Regions from separate parts of the Homo sapiens genome. Here region 2 is linked to region 1. The links are chromatin loops, found by intact Hi-C in ENCODE. Cell type or tissue: lower leg skin. All regions are shown on one strand.

The links. A loop is a pair of places that touch in the nucleus more often than their neighbours do. Peaks named below come from ENCODE experiments on the same cell type or tissue, not always from the same donor. Only the 100,000 strongest peaks of a DNase experiment are listed, where the experiment ranks them.
Region 2: a loop joins it to region 1, with 9 times the contacts of the local background. A loop is called at or near these places in 8 of 110 quality-filtered maps.

Annotation. Positions count from the first base shown.
Region 1 is chrX:120,081,762-120,089,761 of GRCh38, reverse strand. The region is part of intron 1 of RHOXF1-AS1 (RHOXF1 antisense RNA 1); the gene reads right to left. Among named protein-coding and RNA genes, the nearest start is that of RHOXF2B, 8.1 kb to the right of the region's middle. In lower leg skin, no CTCF peak of the experiment used is centred here; no DNase peak of the experiment used is centred here.
Region 2 is chrX:120,221,589-120,229,588 of GRCh38, reverse strand. No RefSeq gene overlaps it. Among named protein-coding and RNA genes, the nearest start is that of ZBTB33, 25 kb to the left of the region's middle. RefSeq lists a silencer at 4,858-5,152. In lower leg skin, no CTCF peak of the experiment used is centred here; no DNase peak of the experiment used is centred here.

The DNA of each region.
Region 1 (8,000 bases):
GGTGATGTTGATGTTTTTCTCTTTTCCAGTCAGGTCCAAGGTCATATCTACGGTGGACCACTCTTACAGGCTTAGCCTGAAAACTCTATGATTACCCTATAGACCCACCGCAAACACCAAGGTCTGTAAGGTAAAAGAAAAGAGTGGGCTCCCTGGACCTTGACTGCTTTTTAGCCTCTAAAAACAAAATACATTAGCATGAGAAGGAAAATGTATATGCTAAACAAAACACTCCTCCATGTAACCATGTGGTAAGTGGCACAAAAGAAGATGCACATAATGTATCAATGAAACTCTTTTTTGTGTGTGTGTGTGATGGAGTCTCACTCTGTCGCCCAGCCTGGAGTGCAGTGGCGTGATCTCGGCTCACTGTAAACTCCACCTCCCAGGTTCACGCCATTCTCCTGCCTCAGCCTCCTGAGTAGCTGGGACTACAGGCACCTGCCACCACGCCCGGCTAATTTTTTGTACCATTAGTAGAGACGGGGTTTCACCGTGTTAGCCAGGATGGTCTCAATCTCCTGACCTCGTGATCCGCCCCCTCGGCCTCCCAAAGTGCTAGGACCACAGGCGTGAGCCACCGCGCCCGGCCCAATGAAACTCTTAAACACATGGGAAATCACATTGTTTTCTTGTATAAGTAATACTGGATGTTCTCATTGTTTTCCCTACCTTTTATCTACTGCCTTTGTGAATATAATTCTTTGGGATCATAGTAGAAATCACATACTTACTTTATTATATTATCTGAGCACTCTGTAGATCAAGTATAATAATTGATCTCTCTGTGTTTTCTGAAAGTAAAGATAGTATCTGCCAACATACAAAACAACTGATAAGATTATGCAAACATAGCTTTGGGTTTATTCTACACAGAACTTAACTTTTCTTTTGCCCTTTGTCAAAAGTACAATAAAATGTGAAAGTTATAACAAAGTTCTCAACCAGCTCAGTTCAGTTCAGTAATTCTCAACAGGACAGTCAGCTATAGGCCACAAATTTCTGTGCCTGTATCCCTTAGAAAGAAAAGGAAGAACACATTCCAAAAGAATATTCCAGTGTATGTATGGAACAGGAATTAAAAGAAATTAAAGAGTGTGCAAGCAGAAACTCAGTTGTATGTAAGAAAACCCAATTCCCCCTAAGAAAGAGAAAGAGCTGAAGTCCTTTAAAATTAACTGCCTGTTTTTCTGTGGCTAGTGAGCCTTATCTCTCCCACTTTCCCAGGCATTGTGAAGACCCTGTCTCCTTAGCTGTGCAGCTGCAAGGTCACTAGACAGAAAAACTCAAGTTGCAAAACATGTTTTTCCTTGAAAAGTAAAAAATGATATAATGCATGTCTCAATTGCCTTTGTTTCTCACTTCTGTAGTATACTTTCCTCTGCACAGATCTCCCCCGACCCACGAAATGCTTAAAAGGTAACTTAACTCTGTTCAGGGCTCAGTCCTTTGGATGTTAATCCGACTGGACCAGTGCACCTAAATAATTAATAAATATCCTCCTGAGCCCCATTGGTCTCTCTGATTCCTTAAAAATCTCGTAACATTTCTGGGAACTCGCCTGGGATTGGAGACAACAGATTTACTGTCTCATTTGCCTGGGGGACTAGAGCCCCAGGGCTGGGGAGACCCAGCATCCAAGGCACGCCACAGGGGAGCTTCACCCAGACAGAGACTGGCTCTCCCCACATCCCAGCAGACTGCCCGGCAATGCAACAGAACCAGGAACAGGGCTGCAGGACGATGCCAGCACTTCAGGAACTGTAGTAAGGAGCAAGTGCCTAAGGCAGGGAAGCCTGTCCCATAAGGATGATCACCTCCCAGGGAATGACCACTAATCCAACCCAGAGCAGCTGGGGGTGGCAGGAGAGGCTTGCTAATTTGGATGAACCTCGTGTCCCCATTAACAAAGTGAAAGTGGTTTACTGGATCTGGAGACAGGAACTGGGAGTGTGTGGGTGTGTGTGAACCCACCCAGGACATGAGAGAGGCTCGTTTCGTCTGATGAGGAGTCCTGGGCAGGGGAGGTGTGTGAAAGTGTATGAAAGAGATGGTCTTGGGAGAGGCCAATGCGGGGAGTAACGTGAGGAGGCACAGATCCCTTAGGGCAGGCTGTGTACTCCAAGGTGAGCGTGGAAGAAATCAGACCTAGGATGCCGCATACGGCCAATGGGACCAGTTTCACAGCCACAGCAGGCTGTGACAGGGGAAGGCACATTCCTGGCTAAGCAGTGTCTGAAACTCCCATAAAAGGACCTGGTCTGGTGGATCTGAGAGTGAAAGTGAGAGGGAAAGTGCACTGCAAGGGAGGAAATGGGAGGAAAAGTGTCGAAGCCAACTCCTTTGGAGTGCGTGATAAAGAATTTTAAAAAAGGATTTAGAGGTGATTATGGGATGAAACTGGATGCTCAAAAGTTAAGGACATACTGTGAAATAGATTGGCCTGCTTTCAATGTGGGGTGGCCCTCTGAAGGTACAATAGACAGAAAATTAATTGGCCGTGTGTTTAACGTGGTCACCGGAGTTGGAAGACAACCAGGATACCCAGACCAGTTTCCCTATATAGACTCTTGGCTCAGTGTAGCACAAACTCACCCCAAGTGTCTACAGCCCTGTCTAAAGAGATATTATAAGGCATTAGTGGCTCAGGCAGCCCAACCAAAGGAAGAAAGAAAAACCAGATATAGGAACAGAGATGGCTCAATTTATAGCTGCTGCACTAGCAGAAAGTAACCCTGAATTTGCTAGAGGGCGTGGCCAAGGCAGAGGTCGAGGAAGGGGGCAGACAAGACCAGGAGAGGAAAGCCAATCTTGGTTGGACAGGAACCAATGTGCAAAGTGCAGGAAAATGGGCCACTGGAAAGATGAGTGACCCAAAAAGGAAAAGGATGGAAATGATGGTCAATGGTCTAACACCCAAGTGCGTTATTCGGTTGCTAGTCATGGTGCATCAAGGGCAGATCCTGATCTGATTGGCTTAGCAGGGGCCAAGAATTTTGAGGACTGAGACAGACCAGGCTCCATCTTTTTAGGCCCCGGGGAGCCTATGGTCTCTATGGAAATAGGGGGTCAATTAATGGATTTTTTTGGTCGATACTGGTACTGATTTCTCTGTGGTAACTCACCCAATTAGCCTCCCCACAAAGAACTGTGCTACTATTGTAGGGGCTACTGGGGCCAAAAAAAAGAGACCTTTTTGCAAATCCAGGAGATGTGTTATTGGGGGACAAGAAGTGCAGCATGAGTTTCCGTATATGCCAAATTGTCCAGTGCCCTTGCTGGGGAGAGACTTACTCCAGAAACTGCAGGCAGAAATTTTCTTTACGCCTAAAGGGAATATGACACTGGAGTTTGGAAAGTCCAAGGCAATGGTATGAACTCCAACTGTCCCAAGGGCTGAGGAATGGTGGCTGTGTGAACCGTGTGCCAGAAGGTCACCAGAACCGACCTACACAATATATGGGGGATGCTTTTCAAGGTACCAGGTGTATGGGCCGAGGATAATACCCTGGACTTGCTGCAAACAGACCCCCAGTGGTAGCAGAGCTTAACCCTCATGCTGCCCCGGTATGAGTCCGTCAATACCCAGTACCCAGGGAGGCAATTGATGGAATAACAAAAGCATCTGAATCGGCTTTATACACATGGGATTATAGTAAAATGCAAGTCCTCATGGAATACTCCTCTGTTACCCATGCACAAATCAAATGGGGAATACAGGCCAGTGCAGGATCTCCGGGTGGTAAACAAGGCCACTGTCGCTATCCATGCAACAGTACCCAACCCATACACAATGTTGGGACAGATTCCTGCTGATGCCACTTGGTTCACATGTCTGGACTTAAAGGATGCCTTCTTTTGTTTGAAGCTTGCTCCCCAAAGTCAGAGGGGGCAATCGCAATATACCTGGACAAGGCTGCCGTAAGGGTTTAAGAATGCTACCATTTTTGAGGAGGCCTTGGCTACAGATCTTGAGGCTTTTGCGCCACCTAGTGACAATTATGTGCTATTACAACACATTGATGATTTCCTATTTGCCGCCCCCACGAGGGAGGAATGACTCCAAGGAACAGAGAGGCTTCTTCACGTGCTGTGTGAAGCTGGTTATAAAGTGTCCAAGGACAAGGCAAAAGTCTGTTTTCAGGAGGTTGGATATCTAGGATTCATGGTATCCCAAGGCCAGCGCAGGCTTAAGTGCACGCAAGGAGGCTGTATGTGCACTGCCCACCCCAGTTACAAGGCCAGGGAATTTCTAGGCGTGGCAGGATTCTGCCGAATCTGTATTCCAAACTTCTCCCTTACAGCAAGGCCCTTGTATGAGGCTATAAAAGGAAAGGAAAGAGAGCCCCTCCTATGGCAAAAGAAACAGGAAAAGGCCTTCAAGGATATAAAGGAAGCTCTCATCCAGGCCCCGGCACTAGGGTTGCCAAATGTAAAAAAGCCCTTTTTTTGTATGTGGATGAATGTCAAGGAATGGCAGTTGGAGTCTTAACTCAGTTCTTGGGCTCTTGGCATCGGCCGGTAGCATACTTATCCAAAAGACTGGACTTGGTGGCTTTAGGTTGGCCCCACTGCCTCAGGGCATTGGCAGCTACCGCAATCCTTATAGAAGATGCCAACAAGCTAGCCCTAGGTCAGAAGTTAATAGTTCAGTGCCACACGCCGTAGTCACCTTAATGGAGCAAAGAGGATATGGTTGGCTGTCCAACTCTAGAATGCTAAAGTATCAAGGGCTTCTATGTGAAAATCCCCAGATAACACTAGAGAATGTAAATACCTTGAACCCAGCTACCCTGCTGCCTGTGGAGGAACCCGATTGGAAGGATGCTGGGTTGCCTCACTCCTGGCAGGACCTTCCCCACTGTTGCATAAATATGGTGGACAAAGTGTTCTCGAGCCAGGAAGACCTCAGAGATTCCCCCTTGGAGAGCCCAGATGTTATATACTTCACTGATGGTAGCAGTTTCATAACAGATGGGGTGAGATATGCAGGATATGCAGTAGTGACCCAACACTCAGTGGTTGAGGCTCAAGCCTTACCTTCTGGGACTTCCGCTAAGAAGGCTGAATTAATAGCATTAACCAGAGCACTGTTATTGGCCAAGGGGAAGAAAGTAAACATATGTACTGACTCAAAATATGCTTTTGCAACCCTGCGTGCCCATGGGGGAATACACAAAGAGAGAGGACTTTTGACTACTGAAGGAAAAGAAATAAAAAATAAGGAGGAAATTTTGCAATTATTGGAAGCCGTATGGGCTCCGGAGAAGGTGGCTGTCATTCATTGCAAAGGACACCAAATCAGGAAAAGCTATGAGGTGCAGGGCAACAGAAAGGCAGACCAAGAGGCTCGGCAGGCAGCAATGAGCAAGGCTTCACCTGAAGAAAGAACTCTAGCAATGCCTCTCCTTATAGAGCCCCCTTTGCTGGAGGTACCCCCTTACTCTTCGAGTGAAAAAGCTTGTTTTGTTCTGGAAACAGGGAAATATATTAAAGGTGGATGGTGGCTGTTCTCTGATGGGAGACTAGACGTCCCAGAGACAATAGCCTCAAGGTTTGTGAAGCAGATCCATCAAAGAACACACACTGGAAACTAGAGACTTTGATAGGTCAACACTTCTATGTGCCACGGCTCTCTGCCATCACCCATGCTGTTTGCGAATAATGTCTATCCTGTGTCTGGAATAAGCCAAAACAAGGACCTATTCGACCCCCAGGAATTCAGGAAATGGGAGCTGTGCCTTGTGAGAACCTGCTTGTAGACTTTACCGAGTTGCCTTGAGCAGGAGGTTACCGGTATATGCTAGTGTTTCTTTGCACCTTCTCAGGGTGGGTTGAGGCCTTCCCCACCAGGACTGAAAAGGCACGAGAGGTGACAAAGGTGCTACTAAAAGACATCATACCAAGGTTTGGATTGCCTTTAACCCTAGGATCAGACAATGGTCCTGCATTTGTGGCAGAAGTAGTACTACAGCTGACTCAGCTTTTAAAGATCAAATGGAAACTGCACACAGCCTACTGACCACAGAGTTCAGGGAAGGCGGAATGGATGAACCAGACACTCAAACAGCTACTAAAAATGTTTTGCCAGGAAACTCACTTACGATGGGATCAGGTCTTGCCCATGGTCCTCCTCCAGGTCAGGTGTACACTTACAGAACAAATTGGGTATTCACCCTATGAAATATTATTTGGAAGGCCACCCCCAATCATTAATCAAATTAGAGGGTAGTTAAAGGAGTTAGGAGAGCTAACCCTTAGAAGACAGATGCAGGCTTTAGGAGTGGCAATGCAGGAGGTGCAAGGCTGGGTAAGTGAAAGGATACCTTTAAGTCTAACAGACCCAGTGCATCCACATAAACCGGGGATTCTGTCTGGGTTAAAATGTGGAATCCAGGCTGGGCCTGGTGGCTCACACCTGTAATCCCAGCACTCTGGGAGGCCGGCGGGGGGGAGATCACGAGATCAGGAGAATGAGACCATCCTGGCTAACACGGTGAAACCCCGTCTCTACTAAAAATACGAAAACAAAAAATTAGCCAGGCATGGTGGTGGGTACCTGTAGTCCCAGCTACTTGGGAGGCTGAGGCAGGAGAATGGCATGAACCCGGGAGGCACAGCTTGCAGTGAGCCGAGATTGCGCCACTGCACTCCAGCCTGGGCAACAGAGCGAGACTCCATCTCAAAAAAAAAAAAAAAAAGGTGGAATCCAACAACCCTGGGGCCCTTATAGGATGGGCTCCATATTGTGATCATGTCTACTCCCACTGCTGTTAAAGTTGCAGGTGTCACACCTTGGATTCACCATAGCTGGCTAAAACCAGCGGCAGCAGTGACTCCCCATGACGACCAGTGGACTAGCCAACAAGACCCAGATTGCCCCACCAGAACAGTCCTATGGCAAAACCCAACTACCGGTAAGAAGGACAACTGCCCTGCTCTGACCACACCGGAGGCTGGTCAGTCTACGCACAGGTGAAGCTTGAGAATCCTGCAAGCTCTGCTCTAGTCACAGCCCGGAAGCTGACTAGTCTATGCACAGCCGAAGCTAAAAGGACCATCTCCGGATAAGCAAATGTGGATACAATTTATAAGCCTAGCTATAATTCTGTCAATACTGGTTATTATGTTATGTTATTACTGCAAATGCTGCAAATGTCTATGCCCAGAGGAAGGTTTGCCATGCCCATGTGTAGTGTAAGCATGTTTCTATTATATACACTAATGTTCTTACCATTTCTGCCTATACTAAAAAAGGAGAAATCTCTAGAAAGATGCCCATACTGTGTACACACTACCTGGGTAAGAAACACCATAGTTAAAACTCTACTGTACCATACCTACTATGAATGTACAGGAACCAAGTTAGGAATCTGCACATACAACCAGACCACCTATTCATTCTGTGACCCAGGAAATAATCAGCTACATGTAGGTTATGACCCTAAACTCTTACCTTATGAATTCTGGTTTGAGGTACATATTAAATCAGAGGGAGAAAAAGAAGGAGAGCTTATAGCTCGAACCAAAGAAGCCCCTCCCTCCTATAAAAGGCGTAGTTCCTTGTACTTTGATGCCTGCCATGCCGCATATGTTCATAATCTTAAAAAAAACAGAAGCAGCCTGCAATGGTTTAACACAAGAGAGGCTGAGCAGGAACAGCCCTAAACATCTGTATGGAGAACCACAAATCGGATGCCCGGACCGTAACATTCAGTGGTCTATGCTAACACAGCTCCAACACTTATATTCAGGATGGACTGCTCTGCTAAGTAGTATGTCAGTCAAACTAAATTGTAAGACAAGGACATGCAATTCTTTAAATTTTACTATCTTAAAGCCAGAGCTACCTTTTTGGTCTACAGGGCAGGCAGCACTATTATGAGTTGATAGACAAGAAGCAGGCCTTGGAGTTCCACTACTGATTGTCAAAAAGACTAGAAGGACTCAAATGTGTCCAATCCCCCAATTCTGGGTCCATAAGTCATTCTATAAGCATT
Region 2 (8,000 bases), 140 kb before region 1:
AAACATATGTTTTTGTTTTGTTTTCAGCTGCAAGGAATTTTAGCCAATTCAGAGGCCTTTTTCCCCATGATTTGGAATTCTCATTCAGATTTGACCAAATTGGGTAGAGTTGGTCAAATCCGATGGGAGAACGACTGAAACAATAACAAAAAACCCCAACAATATGATCGCTGAGTGTTCTAATGGTAAGGAGAAATTAAGACCAGCTGGTTGTCAATTTTAACCTTTAGTTATTAAGGAGAATTTCCAAGACACACAAAAAAAAACCCAATTCAGTTATTTACCTAGAAATGGGTCTCAGACTGAAGACTGCTCTCTACCATCCTAGAAGCGGGAAGAAACTCAAACTTGCCTTCCTTGTTGGAAGCAAGCTCAAACTCCAGAAAGGAGTTACCTGCCTTCCATCGTCATGGAAGCAGGAAAACTTGCCTGCCTTGTTGGAAGCAAGTAAAACTCCAGAAAAGGAGTTGTACAGCAAAATATACTTTAGATCTCAACCAAATTTTGGGAGATCAGGGATTCTCTGAAGGGAGGGGAGCTCCCAGGCCTCAGGAAATTGTCCTGTTGGTTTGAGCTATAAAGATACCTGAAGCTGGTACCAAGCACCAACAGGAGATTTGCCAAAGGTCAGGGCCACCTCCACTGAGTCCCTCTGTGGTCACCAATTTGTAAACCAAAAAGTATCTGAGATGAGTCTCAATCAATTTAGAAAATTTATTTTGCCAAGTGTCAGGTCCAGGGTCAGGTTCCAGCCTATGCTGAGGTCAGAAGGGAGTGGGTGGATGGGTGGCAGATAGCTGAAAGAACACTCAGGGCAGGGGAGGGGGTGGGTTGTAGGCAGGTGAAAGATGGTTTTATTCAGCAGCTCTCTTACACTGTCTGTCTCTGTCTTGGCTAACTGCTGTACCTGCTCCCACGCGCAGCCACACGGCCAGCTCTCCCTTCAGGGTCAGCAGCTTAACTCTTTCCCTCTGGGTGCAAGCAAGCCAAACTGTGTCCTGGCTTCCCGCTGTCCATCTGCAAGACAGACAGCTCTGGCTCTCTCTTTCTCTGGGCACACCTGTACAGCATTAACAGGGTAGTTGTACCTTTTACAGACAATAGTGGCTCTGAGCTGAGTGATGAGCCTTCCCATGTTATGGCTACATGTCTGTGATTATATAACACGTGGATTTATGTGCCTGTACACCAAACTTGTTGAGTCATGCAGGATGTTTACCTCAGCCTATGTCTGCCTGGCTTCAGTGCAGCCATGTTCCTTCCACCAAGGTTAAGGATGCGCCTGTGACACAGCCTCGGTATGTCCTGACAACATGTGGTCAAAGTGGTTGGGATACAGCTTGGTTTTATACGTTTTAGGGAGATATGAGACATCGATTAATATATGTAAGATATACATTGGTTTGGTCCAGAAAGGTGGGACAACTCGAAGCAGGGAGGGGGCATCCAGGTCATAGGTAAATAAGAGACAAATGGTTGCATTCTTTTGAGTTTCTGATTAGCCTTTCACTGAATACACAATTTACGGGAATAGTCACTTATGCCTTAGTCTGGCTTAGTGAAACAATAGGGCAAAGGAAGCAATCAGATATGCATTTGTTGCACAGCAGCAGAGGGATGACTTTGAGTTCTGTCTGTCCTTTGTCCATGAGGATTTTCCTTATGGGCAAATTGTGACAGGGGTATGTAGCTTTTAAACAAATCTTTGTAACTATCTTATTTAGGAATAGAATGAGAGGCAGGTTTGTCCGATACAGTTTCCAGCTTGATTTTTCCCTTTGGCTTAGTGATTTGGGGGTTCCGAGATTTATTTTCCTTTCAAAGTTTCTACCCGCTTTTAATACTCTTTCATTTTCGTCCAAGTCTTGGATGCAAACCTAGCTAATGAATTGCACTGTGTCCTTTCTGTTAATGCTATGCTTGGTAACAGAATAAAGAAATATTAGTGTCCTGACAACTGACTATCAGCTGTCAGCTGTTCTGTCCCTCTTTACTACAAATAGTGTCACCCTGGTCATGGGGGAAGCTGAGCATCATAAAAACTGAACCTTTTTAAAGTCATATTGAGGGAAATAGTCCTATGATATTATAAGAAATATATTAGGTCTTTGTCCCTGGTTCCCGTCACAGAGCTCCTAAAACCCTTGAAATTTCCTGAGAAATAGTATTATCTTCTTATTTATAATGTGTCCCTTTGGATTACATCTGAGTTTATGCTAATGATATAACTCAGAGTGTGACTCCCAGGTAGCCCAGGATAGGGCCAGTCACCTGAAAAAACAGGTAATAGAGGATTAGAGGATTGGCAAGTTGGAACTTTCAGCCTCACCCACCAACATCCAGGAAAGGCGGGAAAACAGGGCTAAGGGATGAGTTCTATAAAAACTCTTTTTAATAAATTTTTTTTCTAGGCATAGTGGCTCATGCCTGTAATTCCAGCACTTTGGGAGGCTAAGGTAGAAGTATTGCTTGAGGGCAGGATTTCAAGTTCAGCCTGGTCAACCTAGCAAGACCCCATCTCTACAAAAAAAATTTTTTTTAATTATCCATGCATGATGGTGCATACCCGTAGTCCTAGCTACTCAGGAGGCTGAGGTGGGAGGATTGCTTGACCCCAGGAGTTCACAGCTGCAGTGAACTATGATCAGGTCACTGCACTGAAGCCTGGGTCACAGAGTGATACCCTGTCTCTAAAAATATTAATAATAAAACATAAAAATGAAGTATTTTTCATTGACATGATTTTGTACACATTTATGGGGTATAATGTGGTGTGTGTGTGTGTGTGTGTGTGTGTGTGTGTGTGTGTGTGTGTGTTTGGGAGATAGGGTCTCCACTCTGTTGCCCTCACTGGAGTATAGTCGCTTGATTATAACTCACAGCAGCCTTGGACTCCTGAGCTCAAGGGATTCTCCTGCCCCAGCCTTCTAAGTAGTTAGGACTACAGGTACACACCACCATGCCCAACTAATTTTTAAAATTTTTTTGTAGAGATGGGGTATCACTATGATGCCTAGGCTTGTCTCAAACTCCTGGCCTCAAGCGATCCTCCTGCCTTGGTCTCACAAAGTGTCAGGACTACAGGTATGAGCCACTGCACGCAGCCTAATGTGATTTTGTTTTGATACATGTATACATTGTGTAATGATCAAATGATCAGAGTAATTAGCATATCCAACACCTCAAACATGTATTATTTCTTTGTGATAGGAACATATAAATCCTCTCTTCTAGCTATTTTGAGATCTACAACACCTTGTTGTTTACTATAGTCACCCTACTGTGCCATAGAACACCAGAACTATAAAAACTCTTGAACAATGAGATTTGATGAGCTTCCAGATTGCTGAACACACAGAGGTGCCTGGAAGGTTATACACCTAGAGAGAGTATAGAAGCTCTGCACCCTCCTCCTGATAGCTTGCCCTATGCATCTTTTCCATTTTGCTGTTATTCTGTATCCTTTATAATAAACTAGTAAATGTAAGTAAGTGTTTCTGAGTCTTGTGAGCCACTCTAACAAATTAATTGAACCTGAGGAGGGGGTTGTAGGACCCTGCAATTTATACCCAGGGAGTCAGAAGTATAAGTGACAATCTAGTGCTTGTGACTGGCATCTGAAATGGGGGCCACAATCTCATGGGACTGAGCCGTTAACCCATAGGATCTGACACTATCTCCAGGTAGATAGTGTCAGAATTGAATTAAATCATAAGACACCCAGTTGGTGTTCACTGGAGAATCTGATGTCAAAAGTGTTTTGTGCTGAGTATTGTATTAACTGTGAGAAAGTAGAGGGAAAAAACCGTTTCTTTTTTTTTTTTTCTTGACACAGGATCTTGCTCTGTCGTCCAGGCTGCAGTGCAGTGGTACAGTCATGGCTCACTGCAGCCTTGATCTCCTACCTCAGCCTCCAGGGTAGCTGGAACTACAGGTGCACACCACCACACACAGCTAATTTTTAATTTTTTTTAGAGACAGGGTGTCACTATGCTGCCCAAACGTCTTGAACTCCTGGACTCAAGAGAGCCTCTTGCCTCAGCCTCCCAAAGTGCTGGGATTAGAGACATAAACCACCACAGCCAGCCATTTTTTTTTTTGAGACAGCTGGTTGGCTAGTTACCTAGCTGGCTATCTATCTCTACCTAATCTATTTATTACTCACTTATCTATCTATCATTCTATCAATTTGTCTATGTATTTACTTACCTATCTGTCTATTTATTTATTTAGAGATGGGAGTCACTATGTTGCTCAGGCTGGTGTCAAACTCCTGGTCTCAAGCAATTCTTTCACCTCAGCCTCCTAAGTGTCTGGGATCACAGGCTCCAGTCACTATGCCTGGCTACGTTGGATTTTTAGACAGAAGGTTTGCTTCAAGTATGATTAAGGAGTAATTCATTCTCTGTAACCTCTTGAGAGTTAAAAAGATTTTATGGCAATGGAGGCCTGATAATGGGGCCAAAGGTATTTGTGGCTTGTCTTACTGGGACACAAGAGTTGCTGAAGCCCTGGATACTGACTTGATATTTTAGCCTTTACTGCTAAGGAAAGGTGCTAAGGAAAGGTTAGCCTAACTAGGTTCAGATTCATTAGAACTCAAGATTTCTGCCCAGCCAGTAGTTTGGAGAAGAGGTATACCATTGTCAATCCTGCATACTCCAATCCAACCCCACCCTCCCAACCTTCTTGGGTTCAGGACACTGTCAGCTAACCCTGTTCTAGCTTACAGGTTCAGGATTCTGGACAGAGGCTGATGTTGCCAAGTGGTGGTGCACCCGAGGCCCTGCTAGCCCCAGTCCAAAACTAGGAGATCTCATTCCCATTGGAACAGGAATTAAAAGAAATTAAAGAGTATGTAAGCAGAAATTCAGTTGTACGTAAGAAAACCCAATTCCCTCTGAGAAAGAGAAAGAGCTAGAGTCCTTTAAAAACTAACTGCCTATTTTTCTGTGGCTAGTGAGCCTTATCTCTCCTCCCTTCCCAGGCATTGTGAAGACTCTGATTCCCTAGCTGTGCAGCTGCAAGGTCACTAGACAGATAAACTCAATTCACAAAACATGTTTTTCCTTAAAAAGTAAGAAATGAAGTAATGCATGTCTCAATTGAATAACTGCCTTTGTTTCTCGCTTCCCCCTGCACAGATCTCCCCCGACCCCATGAAATGCTTAAAAGGTAACTTAACTCTTTGTTCGGGGCTCAGTCCTTTGGATGTTAATCCAACTGGGCTGGTGCACCTAAATAATTAATAAATATCCCCCTGAACCCCATCAGTCTCTCTGATTCCTTAAAATTCCTGCTATACCATCACCAATTTCTAAGGCAGGAAAGTAGAACTGATGGCAGCGGCTGCTGCAATCATGCTGGCTGCAGCAGGGAGGCATGGCTGGGGCTGCACATTCCATGGAGCTGGTGGGAGCCCCACCCCTTCCAGGTTGGGGAGGGAGCTTCCCGGGTGCCACTGCAGTCGCCTAAACTGCAGCTATAGACCTGGGCCTCCAGCTCCATGGATCAGGCAGGAGCCCCGACCCTACTGGGCTGCAGATCTGAGCCTCCCTGTGCTCTTCGAGGGAGCCAGGAGCAGGCAGGATCCCTGTCCTCCTGAGTGCAACTATAACTGCCCAATCCGTGGCTGCAGACCCAGGCCTCTGGCTCCACAGAGCGGGCAGGAGCCAGGGACAAGTGGGAGCCCCACCCCTTCCAAGTTGGTGGGGCAGGAGCTCCTCAGGTGCATCTGTAGCTACCCTCCCAGGTGCAGGACACGGGCATCTCTGCAGCCTGCATCCTTGGGGGCCAGGAAGCCCCACCACCACAGGCTCAGGTGTGTCTGCTCCCACTGCCTGTTCTCTTTTCCCTCAGGCACCTGCTCTGATCTCATCTCAGAGAGGAGTTGGGGCCGAGCCGGAGGTGCTGTCACAGCCCGGAGGATGTGTGTAGGCTCAGGGCAGTGCTGACATGCCAGTGCCCTGCTGCCTTGGCCCCCTCCAGAATTTGAGTGCCCACGAACATGAGAGAGGAAGCTAAGGGGGGCTGAGGGCAGCTCAGCACTGGCCTGCAAGTGCCCCTCGGTGCAAGCAGCCTGGGCGCCATGGACTGCTGTGGGAGGCAGACAGGCTCCTGGGTGGAAGAGGGCAGGTCCTCAGTAAGACCCCACCTTCAGGCCAGGCGGCCAGTCCTGACGACTGGAGTGAGGACCTGTGGTGCCTTTTCTGGGCCCACCCATGGCTGCCCATGGAACAATCAGCACACACTTCCTCCCCTCTGAGGTCCCTAGAAGTTCTGGGCTCAGCCAGAGCAGGGCAGAGGATGGAGAGATGGGATTACCTGCTTACAGAGAGGAGCTACTCACTGTGGTTCTCCTCTGAGCTGTTCTAACACTTAATAAAGCTCCTCTTCCTCCTTGTCCACCCTTCACTTGTTCGCATACCTCATTCTTCCTGGATGCAGGACAAGAACTCAGGCGCCTCTTTGTCTTGTTCACTCTTCACTTGTCGCATACCTCATTCTTCCTGGACACAGGACAAGAACTAGGGCAAAGATGTCACCAGCCACAGAGGTTTCTGGCCAGAAAATTGACACTCCAAAGATCCCATAACAGAACTAGTCATTTTAATGCAAGGTCAACATCAATGTGGGTGTGGGGGGTCACAGAAAAGGCTTTTTCTTAAATGCCTGGCAGCTACTAAAAAACAGAACAAAACAACCATGTCAGGTGGGCTTTACGTCTACTCAGCATCCTAGTTAATGGAGTTAACATTGTATTTAATCCTTTTGGAAGTTCCCAATCTGCAAATTGTGACACTACAGGCCTTTTCTCCCTGTCTGACTCCTCACTTTCACTCTCCTATTTTAGGATTTAGGATCCTTTCTCTGCATGAATATAGTCTAAAGAAGGCTAGTGTAATAGAGCTCATTTTGGGCATGTTCAAATCTATTATCAAATCTCCCTAAATAGCCGATCCCCAAAGTAGGCTGTTTTATGGGCCAATATTAGTTCCCTATTCCCAGTACTGATTACATAAAACAGTTCTATTATATTTGCAAATAAGAGAAAGGGAGAAAACATCTACCAAGAGTTTCTTGGGGGAAGGTCATGCCTTAGAATTTGGAAATAGATGAGAACATTTTCTTTCTCTTTTTTCTTGTGGCTCCTTTTCCTTTTCAGAATTCTATTAAGAGACCACTATGAAAACCAGAAAAGCAGCTCATCAAACCTTGTCTTTCGTTTCCTCTGAGCTTTCCATGCCTCCTGAGATAGTGGAGGTTTCTTTCATCCTCCCAACCTGACTGTGGGAGTCAGCCAAGACTGACTGTGAGCCCTACCTATGGTGTTAGGATGACAGCACTCAGGGGCTGCTTGTTTTGGACAACCCACCATCAGATCTGCACATGTTTCCATTACTGCATGCACACACACACTCTCTCTCTCTCTCTCTGCAGCAAAACTAACAATAAACTCATCTTGATGTTTTTTCCCTGGCAATAGTTCTTTGACACAACTTTAGGTTTTCCACGGTCTCAGGTAGTCACCTTTTGATCTCATGACCTACAAATAAGTCTTCACTACTGGAGAAAATGGAAGAGTATTTCAAATTAACAGAGGTTTGAATCAACCCTGAATTGACAGCCACCCTACCACCACTAAACAAATTCTGCAAAACCCACCTCTTCATAATTGTACCACCAAAAGGGAAGAAAACAATTCCTTTGATATTAGAAATTCCTCAAGAGAGTGTTCATTTGTGCATTTGATAGTTTCATAATGTTGAGTTTGTGTGGCAGCTGCAAGGCATACTTTGTGTATAATTCTCTAATATTTGCATCGTCTTTCTGTCTGGAATTTTATTTGTTTTTGTGGTTTTTTGCCATATATATATATTACTTTAAGTTCTGGGATACATGTGCATGGAATTTTATTTGTAACTGTTCTTTGTTTTTTTTAGACAAATCTAAAGATGCCACTCCCTATGTTGCTTTACCAAAGGCTTAAGAACAACAGC